Regions from separate parts of the Homo sapiens genome. Here region 1 is linked to region 2. Evidence: read pairs that join two places in POLR2A ChIA-PET (ENCODE). Cell type or tissue: PC-9. All regions are shown on one strand. Region 1 overlaps BOK-AS1 (BOK antisense RNA 1). Region 2 overlaps FARP2 (FERM, ARH/RhoGEF and pleckstrin domain protein 2).

Region 1 (5,000 bases), 160 kb after region 2:
TACTCATATCATCAGTGTCCCTTTTGGTCCCATATTCACAGGTGCCAGGGATCAGGACCAGGACATCTTTGGGGGCCGTTATTCAGCTACCACACCAAGCATGGAAGACAGCCAAGACAGAAAGGAAACGGCAGCGCAACCGAGGGAAGGAGTCACCCCACTCCCGCCCCTGGGAAACATAACTGAGAAAGCAATTAGGAGACTCCGGAATGTGTGTAGACATCTCGGCGAGAGCCAGGAGAATGCTGTGTGTGCAGAGAGGGATCAGCTGGAGAAAGAAAAGGAACAGTACAAACATGAATTCAAATAAAACGCCACCGTGAAGGGACTGAGTAGCAAAATGGATGAAGATGAAAACATTGACAGGATGAAGACTGAGCCCAGGAAGGCGACTCCGCAGATTGTGGACCTAGAAATAAATTGTCAAGGAAAAGCTGAGAAACACGGAGGTGAGATCCACAAGTCGTCGTCGTAGCCATCCAGCAGGCTTTCCAGAAGGAGGACAGAGAGGGAGGAGGGCAGAGAGGAGGCACCACCCACACACGGACACACAGGCGCACACAGATGCACACTCACACACCACACACACACCACACACATACACACCGCAGACACACAGATGCACACACACACCACAGACAATCGCACAGACACATACATACCACACACATACAGATGCACACAGATGCACACTCACACCCTACACATACACACATACCACAGACACCCTCCCCACATACCACAGACCCACAGATGCACACACACACCACAGATACACACATCACACACACATACCACACACACAGATGCGCACAGATGCCTACTCACACACCACCCATACACACACACACACCAGACACACACCCCCACAGACCCACAGATGCACACACACACATACCACACACACAGATGCACACACCACACAGATGCATACTCACACACCACCCATATACACACATACATACCACACAACCCCCCCCACATACACACCACACGTACACACAGATGAACACACAGACACATGCATCACACAGAAAGACACAGATACACAAGCACACACACAGAGAGACACATACCACACATACAGATGAACACACACATACAGATACACAAGCAAACACCACACATACAGATGAACAGAGATACACAAGCATACACACACACAGAGACACATACCACACAAACGGATGAACACACACAGATACACAAGCACACACACAGAGATACACACCACACGTACACACAGATGAACACACACACAGATACACAAGCACACACACAGACACATACCACACATACACAGAAAACCCAGACATACACAAATACCAGAGACCACCCACCTACACACGCACACCACACGTACACAGAAAACACACATACCACACATACCCACACAGAAAACACAGACACACCACATAGACACACACAGACACAGACACAGACACACACAGGAAAAATTTCCCCAAATTGAAGAGAAATGTAAGTTTTCAGGTGAAAAGGGGAAAACAAAATGTTGACCTGACACATGATAGTTAGTTTTGAAAACTTTAATGATAAAGACAAATCTTAAAACCTGAGAGGGGAATTGTGTCCCCACAAAAAATATGTTCAAGTCCCGCCCCCAGCAGCTGGGAGTGTGGCTTGACTTGGAAATAGTCTTTGCAGATGTGATGAGGTTAATACGAGGTCACCCTGGATTAGGATGGGTCCCATGACCAGTGACTGTTATCCTTAGACAGAGCGGGAGATTTGGACACAGAGACACCAGGAGGAGGCCACATGGTGGGAGAGGCGGACGTTGGAGCCATGCAGCAATGAGCCGGGGACCGCCGGGGACCGCTGGCAGGTGCCCAAGCGAGGAGACGGGCATGCGGCTGGCCCTGCCCTGGAGGCTTCAGAAGAGCACGTCCTGCCAGCACCCCGACTTCTGGACTTCCAGCCTCAGGAACTGTGAGAGAGTAAGTGTGTGTTGTCCTAAGCCGCCAGGTTCGTGTCAGGAAACTAATGCGGGAGGGAGGGAGGAGGAGGAGGGGGAGAGGAAGGCTATGAGGTAAAGAAGGAACACAAATCAGATTGACACGTACAACTGGAGTATAAAGACCAATGGGTGACAGCTTCAAATCTATCCGCAGTCATCATCTTTCAAGCATGAGAGGAATTCCAGGCATTTGCAAACCCACCCGGACTCAGGGAGTTTGCCCCCACAAGCCTGCTTAAGGGAAGGAATGACGGGACAACACTGTCCACGAGAAAACAAAAGGCCCTGGAATGAAGCCACACAGCAGGCAGAGGCCAGCAAAGCATGCACTGGAGTCCACAGGCGCTGATCGTAAACCAAAGAGCGCAGGGCAGCCACGATCCCTGTTATCTGTGTCTCCTTAGCCCTCTCTCCCTCCCAAACCCTCCTACAATAACAGGAAAGGAATTTTAAAAACTTCCCTCTAAAGGAGAAAAGCCCACAAGAAAAAGAAAAAAAGCTGGGGAGGAGACAACAGTAGATGAGAGATTTTTTTTTTTTTTTTTTGGTGGGAGATCGAGTCTCTCTCTGTTGCCCAGGCCGGGCAAACCTTTGCCTCCTGGGTTCAAGTGATTCTCCTGCCTAAGCCTCCTGAGTAGCTGGGATGACAGGTGTGTGCCACCATGCCCAGCTAATTTTTGTATTTTTAGTAGAGATGGGATTTCACCACGTTGCCCAGGCTGGCCTCGAACTCCTGACCTCAAGTGGTCCACCCACATCGGCCTCCCAAAGTGTTGGGATTACAGGTGTGAGCCACCGCACTTGGCAAGATGAGAGATTTTGATGTCCCCCACATTTTAGCCCAAAGCTGAGGAGGGTGACTGACTTAGCAGGTGTAGCTGTCAGCCTCGGTGGAGCTCTGCTGTGGTAACAAACAGCCCTGGAATCCCAGTGGCTCCGGCAGCCCAGGCTGCTTCCTCACGCAGGCACACGCCTATCCCAGATGCTCTGCTGCTGTCTCACACCCCATCCTCCTCCCACTTTACCCCAGAAGCCAGCAGCCCTCCCTGAGACAGAGCCGTCCTGTGCCGGAAAGGGGCACAGCTCCTCAAACGTCTGCTGGGAGGGATTGTCATCACCTGCCCATGCCGCACTGGCTGAGGCACATCAGGAGGCCCAGCCCCAGGCCCACCTGCAGGACACTGTCCTCCTCCCACAGGCGTGGATGACGAGCACTGTGACCACAGCATGGATGAATGGCGGGGCTGGGGCTGGGAGCCCAGGTTGCTATGGGGGACCCACACCCCTTCCCTGCCTCCCACAGCCAGGCCCGATGGCCCTTCCAAAGCTGACAAAACAAGGTCTTCTCTGGAGAAACTGGATCTAAGGGGTTACAGCTGAGGGACACGGGATGGCTAAGGTCTGGGGAGAAGGTGGAGGAGGGGCTGCCTCCTGACTTGTGGCCCCTGGAACCCTTCCTGCACTCGGCTCAGGCTGCCATTGGCTAGACAGGGACCCCCAACCCCAAGCAGGAGACCTCAGGGGCCTTCCTGGGAGATGCTGAACTGCCTGGGGAAAAGACCTCCTTTTGGGGTCCCCGAGAAAGAAGCAGGCCAGCCCCCAGGCTCTACCTGGACACCCCACAAGGAGTTGCTAGTCTTGCTCCTCCTATGGAAAGGCAGGCCTTCCCCCCAAAAAGGAAGGACCAAAGCACACAGAGGAGTACCTGGGGGAAACTGAGGCACAGCAAGGAGCAGTGAAAATGCCACCTACCAAAAAGGTCCCTAACATGACAATCCTCAGAGAGATAAGAGATGACACCTTGGACCCACAGCCAAGCCAATCTGGGGAAGAAAAAAAGGTAAATGCTTTCTCACATTCACAAAAATGGTTCTGAAAACCACTTCAAGCTGGGTGTGGTGGCTCATGCCTGTAGTCCCAGCTACTCGGGAGACTGAGGCAAGAGGATTGCTTGAGCCCAGGAGCTTGAGGCTGCAGCGACCTGTGATGGCACCAATGCACTTTAGCCACGGTGATAGAGCAAGACCCTGTCTCTAAAATAAATACAGAAACAAAATAAAAATAAAAACCACTTCAGTTCCCGGCTGGGCACAATGACTCACACCTGTAATCCCAGCACTTTGGGAGGCTGAGGTGGGTGAATCACCTGAGGTCTGGATTTTGAGACCAGCCTGGACAACATGGTGAAACCCCATCTCTACTAAAAATACAAAAATTAGCTGGGTATGGTGGTGCACACCTGTAATCCAGCTACTTGGAGGCTGAGGCAGGAGAATTGCTTGAACTTGGGAGGCAGAGATTGCAGTGAGCTGAGATCGCGCCACTGCACTCCAGCCTGGGTTGCAGAGATCCCGTCTCAAAAAAAATAAAGATAAAAACAAAAAAAACACTTCAGTTCCTGAGTCCTGATATACGTCCTTTCCAAATACCACATAAAAGTAAAATGAGGCCAACATGAAACACCAAAACAACAAAACACCGAGAAGGTCAGGACAGAGCCTGGGCGAGCAGTGCCTGGTCTCGGGGCGGGGAAGCCCCGTTCAGGCCGAGGCTGCGGAGGATGGGTACATTTGACTCTGACAAAATGCGCAATCTCTGCACAGGAAGAGAAAGAGTTTGCAGTGAAAGTCTGGTGAGAAATATCTGTAGCATTTATAACCAACAAAAAAAAAATTCCCAGAGAAATGGGCAAATTCTCTACCTAGAGATCCCAAGAGTCCAATGAGCAACAGGGGGATGAAACACGCTTGGCCTTACAGGTGGCCTGGGATGTGCACAGTACAGCCACCTGGTGTCACCATTCATCTGCCGGATCAGCAATACTTACAGATTTTGTAATATCGGCCGGGTGCGGTGGCTCACGCCTGTAATCCCAGCACTTTGGGAGGCCGAGGCGGGTGGATCACGACGTCAAGAGATGGAGACCATCCTGGCCAACACGGTGAAACCCCGTCTCTACTAAAAATACAAAAAATTAGCCGGGCGCAGTGGCGGGCGTCTGTAATCCCAGCTACTCGGGAGG
Region 2 (5,000 bases):
CCTATATTAAACAAAATTGGGACTGAACTATGTGCATTTTTGTAGTCTTTTCAAAAATTAAACATTATATTCTGAACTTTTTTTATATGGTCTTTTAAAAGTTTTTAATGGCTATATAGTGTTCTATTTTCAGTTTCTCTGTACAAAATCTATTTTTTTTTTTTTTTTTTTTGAGGCAGGGTCTCATTCTGTTGCCCAGGCTGGAGTGCGGTGGTGCAATCCAACCTCCGCCTCCTGGGCTCAAGCGATCCTCACACCTCAGCCTCCCAAGTAGCTGGGACTACAGATGTGTGCCACCATGCCCGGCTAATTTTGCATTTTTTGGAGAGATGGGGTTTCCCCATGTTGCCTAGGCTAGTCTTGAACTCCTGGGCTCAAGCCGTATACCAGCCTTAGCCTCCCAAAGTGCTAGGATTACAGGTGTGAGCCACCACACCCAGTCTATACAAAATCTTTATACACATTTTTTATTATCTCCTTGGGGTAAACGTATAGAAGTGGAGGTTCTTCATCAAAGTGTATGTACAGTTTTGAGGTCTTTGATACATGTTGTGAAATTGTATTCCAGAAACAGCAGAAGCACCTCATGCCCCTACCAGTGGTATATGCAGGTGTTCATTTCTCTCACCTTTATGGACATTTCATATTACAATTTTTAGTAACATCTCCTGTTTAATAGGCAAAAGTTAGGATTTTTATTCACATTTTCATCAGACTTGTCTGTTTTATTTTTTGTTTTGTGCAGTTTTTGGTGTTTTTGGTCTACATCATATTTGAAGTTTAAAAATAACTTAAGAGTTGGGAAGATACTGAATACATTGTGTTGGAAGTAAAATAAAAAAGGAAATAAGAATCGAGGAGTGCTGGAGACTTCGCAGAAAGTGATTACTTATGGTGAAGGAAAGGATAGAAAAATTACGGAAAGCCACACAGATGGGATGTGGGTTTGGGCTGTGCTCACCCCAACAGCCTTAGGCCAGCACGTGTTTGGCAGGTATTTGCTGAGCCTCGGTGTGCACCACCCTCTGCCGTCGGAGCTGGGAGTGCCAAAGTGAACGTAGCAGACAGGAGCTCTGCCTCCTTGCGCTTGTTCGGCAGTGGGGAGCTCAACAGTGGACAAGGTATACTGCGAAGTGCTTAGTGCCCAGGAGAGAAATAAAGCACGGAGGGAGCAGGAGACATGGAGCTGCGCTCAGATGGAGATCCACATCCCACACTCCCACAGCCCTGTTCCTGTGGTGGGAGGGGCCGGCACAGATCTCTGTTCTTGAGAACAGTGTTCAGGTGGATGGAACAGCACATGCAGGTGCCATTAGGTGACCCCCATCTGGCACGTTTGGGGATTAGCAAGAGACCATGTGGTGGGAGTGGAGCAGAGAGGCATCTAGGAGGGCTTCTGCTCACATGGAGGGAAATGGAACTCCACCCAGGACGTGATGACTTGGTCCAGAACCAGGTCAGGACAAGAGGGGAGCCTTTGGGTGACATTTGCGGTGACCCAGGATGTGGCTTGGGCAGAAGGGAGCAAGGGAGGTAGTGAGAACCAGTTGCATCCTGGAGAGATTTTGAAGGTGGAGCCTGCAGAATTTGCTGGTGCTGATGTGGAGGATCAGAAACCCAGGAGCCAACATGGTGCAAGGACTGGGCCTGAGCTCCCATGTCCTGCACTAGGGAGCCCATGGGAAGAGCTGCTTTGGTTTGGGGCCATGTGGAGTCGAAGAGGCTCATTAGGCATCTGAGGAGAGGGTTCTCAGGCACTGGGCTTGGTGGGAAGAAGCGTTGTTGCTATGTCCTGAAGGAATGTGAGCTCTTTTCAGTGCACCAGATGCAAGGCGGCCATTGCTGTGACCTTCCAGAAGGTGCTAACATTGCCCTTCTGTGAAGCCACCACTGTTATCCCGCTGGGTCATGGTGAATGCCAAGTGTCAGAGATATTCTGACACTTGGCATTCACCATGACCTAGTGGAAGCCTTTGGGTGACATTGCAGTCACCCAAAGACAGCTTTTCTAAACTGTCATCAGTCTTCGACTTCTGAACTTTTATTCTTAGAGAAATTTAGACTGGTCATTAAAGAGAAACATGAAAAGTATCTGTTGGCACTTCCAACTGTTGTTATTGGAATGCTCTGGAATGTTCTATGCACATGAATGATGCTTTACATGTACAGTTTTGCACTTTATATAGCAGCAGCTTTTTGCCACAGTGGTAGAGGGGATCCCAGTCCTACTTAAAGGCTTTTTCTGGTTTCTAGGAAAGTCAGAAAGATATTCTTTCCTCCTTGATCCACAATCTTAAACACTTGCCTGGAACTAATAAACTTCTGAAAAGCTAGTGATGAGAATCCGTTGCATCCTGGAGATGCAACTGATAAGTTCATGGATCAATCTAAAATATATTTCTTTGAAATAAATCTAATATTCCTGATTATGAAAAATACATTCCTTCTTAATCTTCTGGTTTTAGATATTGATGATGTTTTCTCATAATTACACTTTTTAGATTTGTTTGGTCCTTGCTAATATGCATCCATATGCTTTTTGCATGTATTGATATTTGAAACTGGTAAAGTCAGATCTTTGTAGCAGAAGAAAAACCTCTTTTTTATTAAAGCAATTTTCAATTAAGACAACTCAAACATGGCTTAAAGGCTCTAGACATTACTATCCTAGGAAAAATGTTGGAACATACATGCTAAAAATACACAGTGAGCTCTTTTAAAGTAAACATCTTAAATCAAGGTTATTCAGCTTTATATTGTTTGCTTCTGGCTTTAATTTACATCAATTGTAAATTTCTTAAAAACATAGAAAATAATAGAAACATGTCCTAAATTTAATTATGAATATTAATTGTATTAAGAAATGAAATTGTAAATTGTACATAAGTCCTAACATCATATAAAATTAGACTTGTTAGCTTAACATAAGCAAAAACAACCATCTTGCGAGTCTTTCATCAGCTCTTAGTAAAACACAGGATTTCGTAATGAATCTTCAAATTTTACTTATTTAGAGGAATCAAATTTGGAGAAAACTGAGAACACTAGAGGAGGGCAAACTTGTTTTGGAAATGGTTGCTAGAAAGTAAGTTATAAAAACTAAAACTCTTTTATTGCTGTTAATTTTCCTCAGTAAAGAAATTGATGCTGCTTTTTAAATCATTCAAGTCAAGTAGTTTATAAAATAATAGTATTTTGTTGTATATTGTATGTTTTCTACCTTAGAAAATTTTTTAATATATTTCTTAAATTATAAAATTTATACATCCAACAAAAAATTCAGTCAATATAAATGAGTAGGATGGGCACAGTGGCTCATACCTATAATCCCGGCACTTTTGGAGGCCAAGGCAAGTGGATCATTTGAGCTCAGGAGCTCGAGACAATTCTGGGCAACATAGCGAAACTGTCTCTACTAAAAATACAAAAATTAGCCAGGCATGGTGGCTCACGCCTGTAGTCCCAGCTACTCAGGAGGCTAAGGTGGGAGGATCACCTGAGCCCTAGTGGTGGAAGTTGCAGTGAGCCGTGATTGCACCACTGCACTCCAGCCTGGGTGACAGAGCCAGACCTTGTCTCAAAAAAAAAGAGAAAAAAAAATTTTAATTACCTATTTGCCCACACCCAGAATTAACGTCTTCAACATTTACGTCATATCATCCATTTAACTCTTCTAGACATTTTTTGCACTTACTTATGCACTTTTATATACACACACCCCATCTATATCACTACTTCTGTCCTTTTGATTACATAAGTACTGAGAAGAATTAGCTTCCCATTGTGAATGTGCTTATATGTATTTCTCTCTTTACCTCCTGTAATTTTTATTTTATGAATGTCAACACTATGGTTATTTGTCCAAAGATATACATAACTGTTAGATCTTAATGGATACAAGGTTACTGAGCAAAGGGGCTGGCTGCCTGATGTGCATATGGCACCAGCTTGCTTTGATTTGATTTTTTTAGAGATGGGGTCTTGCTCTGTAACCCAGGCTTGAGTGCAGTAGCATGATCATAGCTCACTGCATCCTTGAACTCCAAGGCTCAAGTGATCTGCCCATCTCAGCCTTCCAAGTGCCCCACCACACCCAGCCAATTAAAAAATATATATTTTTTAATTTTAGAGATGGGGTCCCGCTGTTGTTGCTCAGGCTAGCTTGAGCCTGAGCTCAAGTGAACCTGGCCCCAAGTGATCCTCCGGCCTGATTCTCTTGAGTAGCTGGGATTACAGGCGCGAGTCATTGCTCCCCGCTCAGCAGTGGATTTTGAGAAAAGAAAAGCTTTATTGCCAGTCAACCAACAAGGAGACAGGAGGCCGGCTCAGATCTGTCTCCCCATTCTGTCCTTAAGACAGTATATTTAAGGGAGAGATTTTGGGGGAAGCGTTTAAAGATTGGTTAGCGATTGTCAAAGGGAAAGGGGAGGTTTGGAAAGCCCCCTGGGCATGTGCAGCTGTCTCTTCACGCGTCTTCGTGCATTGCATGTGCAGATTCAGGGGGAGTATGGAACGTGGTAGAGATTCCAGCTGTGCTGTTAGCAAGCTCCTTCTGTGCAGGCTCCAGCTGGCCACCTTGGTTCCCACCAATTTCACCCAGATTTGTTATCTTACAAACAGAGGGAGTTTCAGCAAGCTGCTGTTTTTCTTATCTGCCATCCTGTAAGTTCAAGCTTTTCTGTTAGTCACTGGTTTCTTTAACTGTTTGGGATATGGTTTCAATAACACTTTTTCCTCTAATAAGTGTCCTTTTATTGTCTCACTTGTACCTTTTTGGCCTAAATTCAACCTTATATTCAACCATGTAACCAAGGTCCCCTTGCTTTTTTGTTTGTTTGGAATATACTTGGGATACCCATGTCCTTCTTTTATTTTCAGCCTTTCTGAATCATTTAATGTGTTTGAAATATGTTTCTTATATACAGCCTAATGGCTCATGTTGAGCGTTCGCCACATTCTAGTTGCTCTTCTAAAACCCCTTGTCTGCGTTGTTTTATTCG

The links. Peaks named below come from ENCODE experiments on the same cell type or tissue, not always from the same donor. Only the 100,000 strongest peaks of a DNase experiment are listed, where the experiment ranks them.
Region 1: POLR2A ChIA-PET joins it to region 2 with 9 read pairs; 4 of 35 experiments call an interaction of 5 or more read pairs at or near these places.

Annotation. Positions count from the first base shown.
Region 1 is chr2:241,545,126-241,550,125 of GRCh38, forward strand. The region is part of intron 1 of BOK-AS1 (BOK antisense RNA 1); the gene reads right to left. LOC105373974 (a long non-coding RNA gene) reads right to left here. Exons shown (of 3, transcript XR_924069.3): 2 at 4,806-4,933; 3 at 1,533-1,948. Among named protein-coding and RNA genes, the nearest start is that of BOK, 11 kb to the right of the region's middle. RefSeq lists an enhancer at 1,819-2,352. In PC-9, a CTCF peak has its summit at 4,781; DNase peaks (open chromatin) are centred at 2,154, 4,106 and 4,746; H3K4me3 peaks cover 657 bases.
Region 2 is chr2:241,382,141-241,387,140 of GRCh38, forward strand. The region is part of intron 2 of FARP2 (FERM, ARH/RhoGEF and pleckstrin domain protein 2); the gene reads left to right. Among named protein-coding and RNA genes, the nearest start is that of FARP2, 28 kb to the left of the region's middle. RefSeq lists an enhancer at 4,474-4,768. In PC-9, no CTCF peak of the experiment used is centred here; no DNase peak of the experiment used is centred here.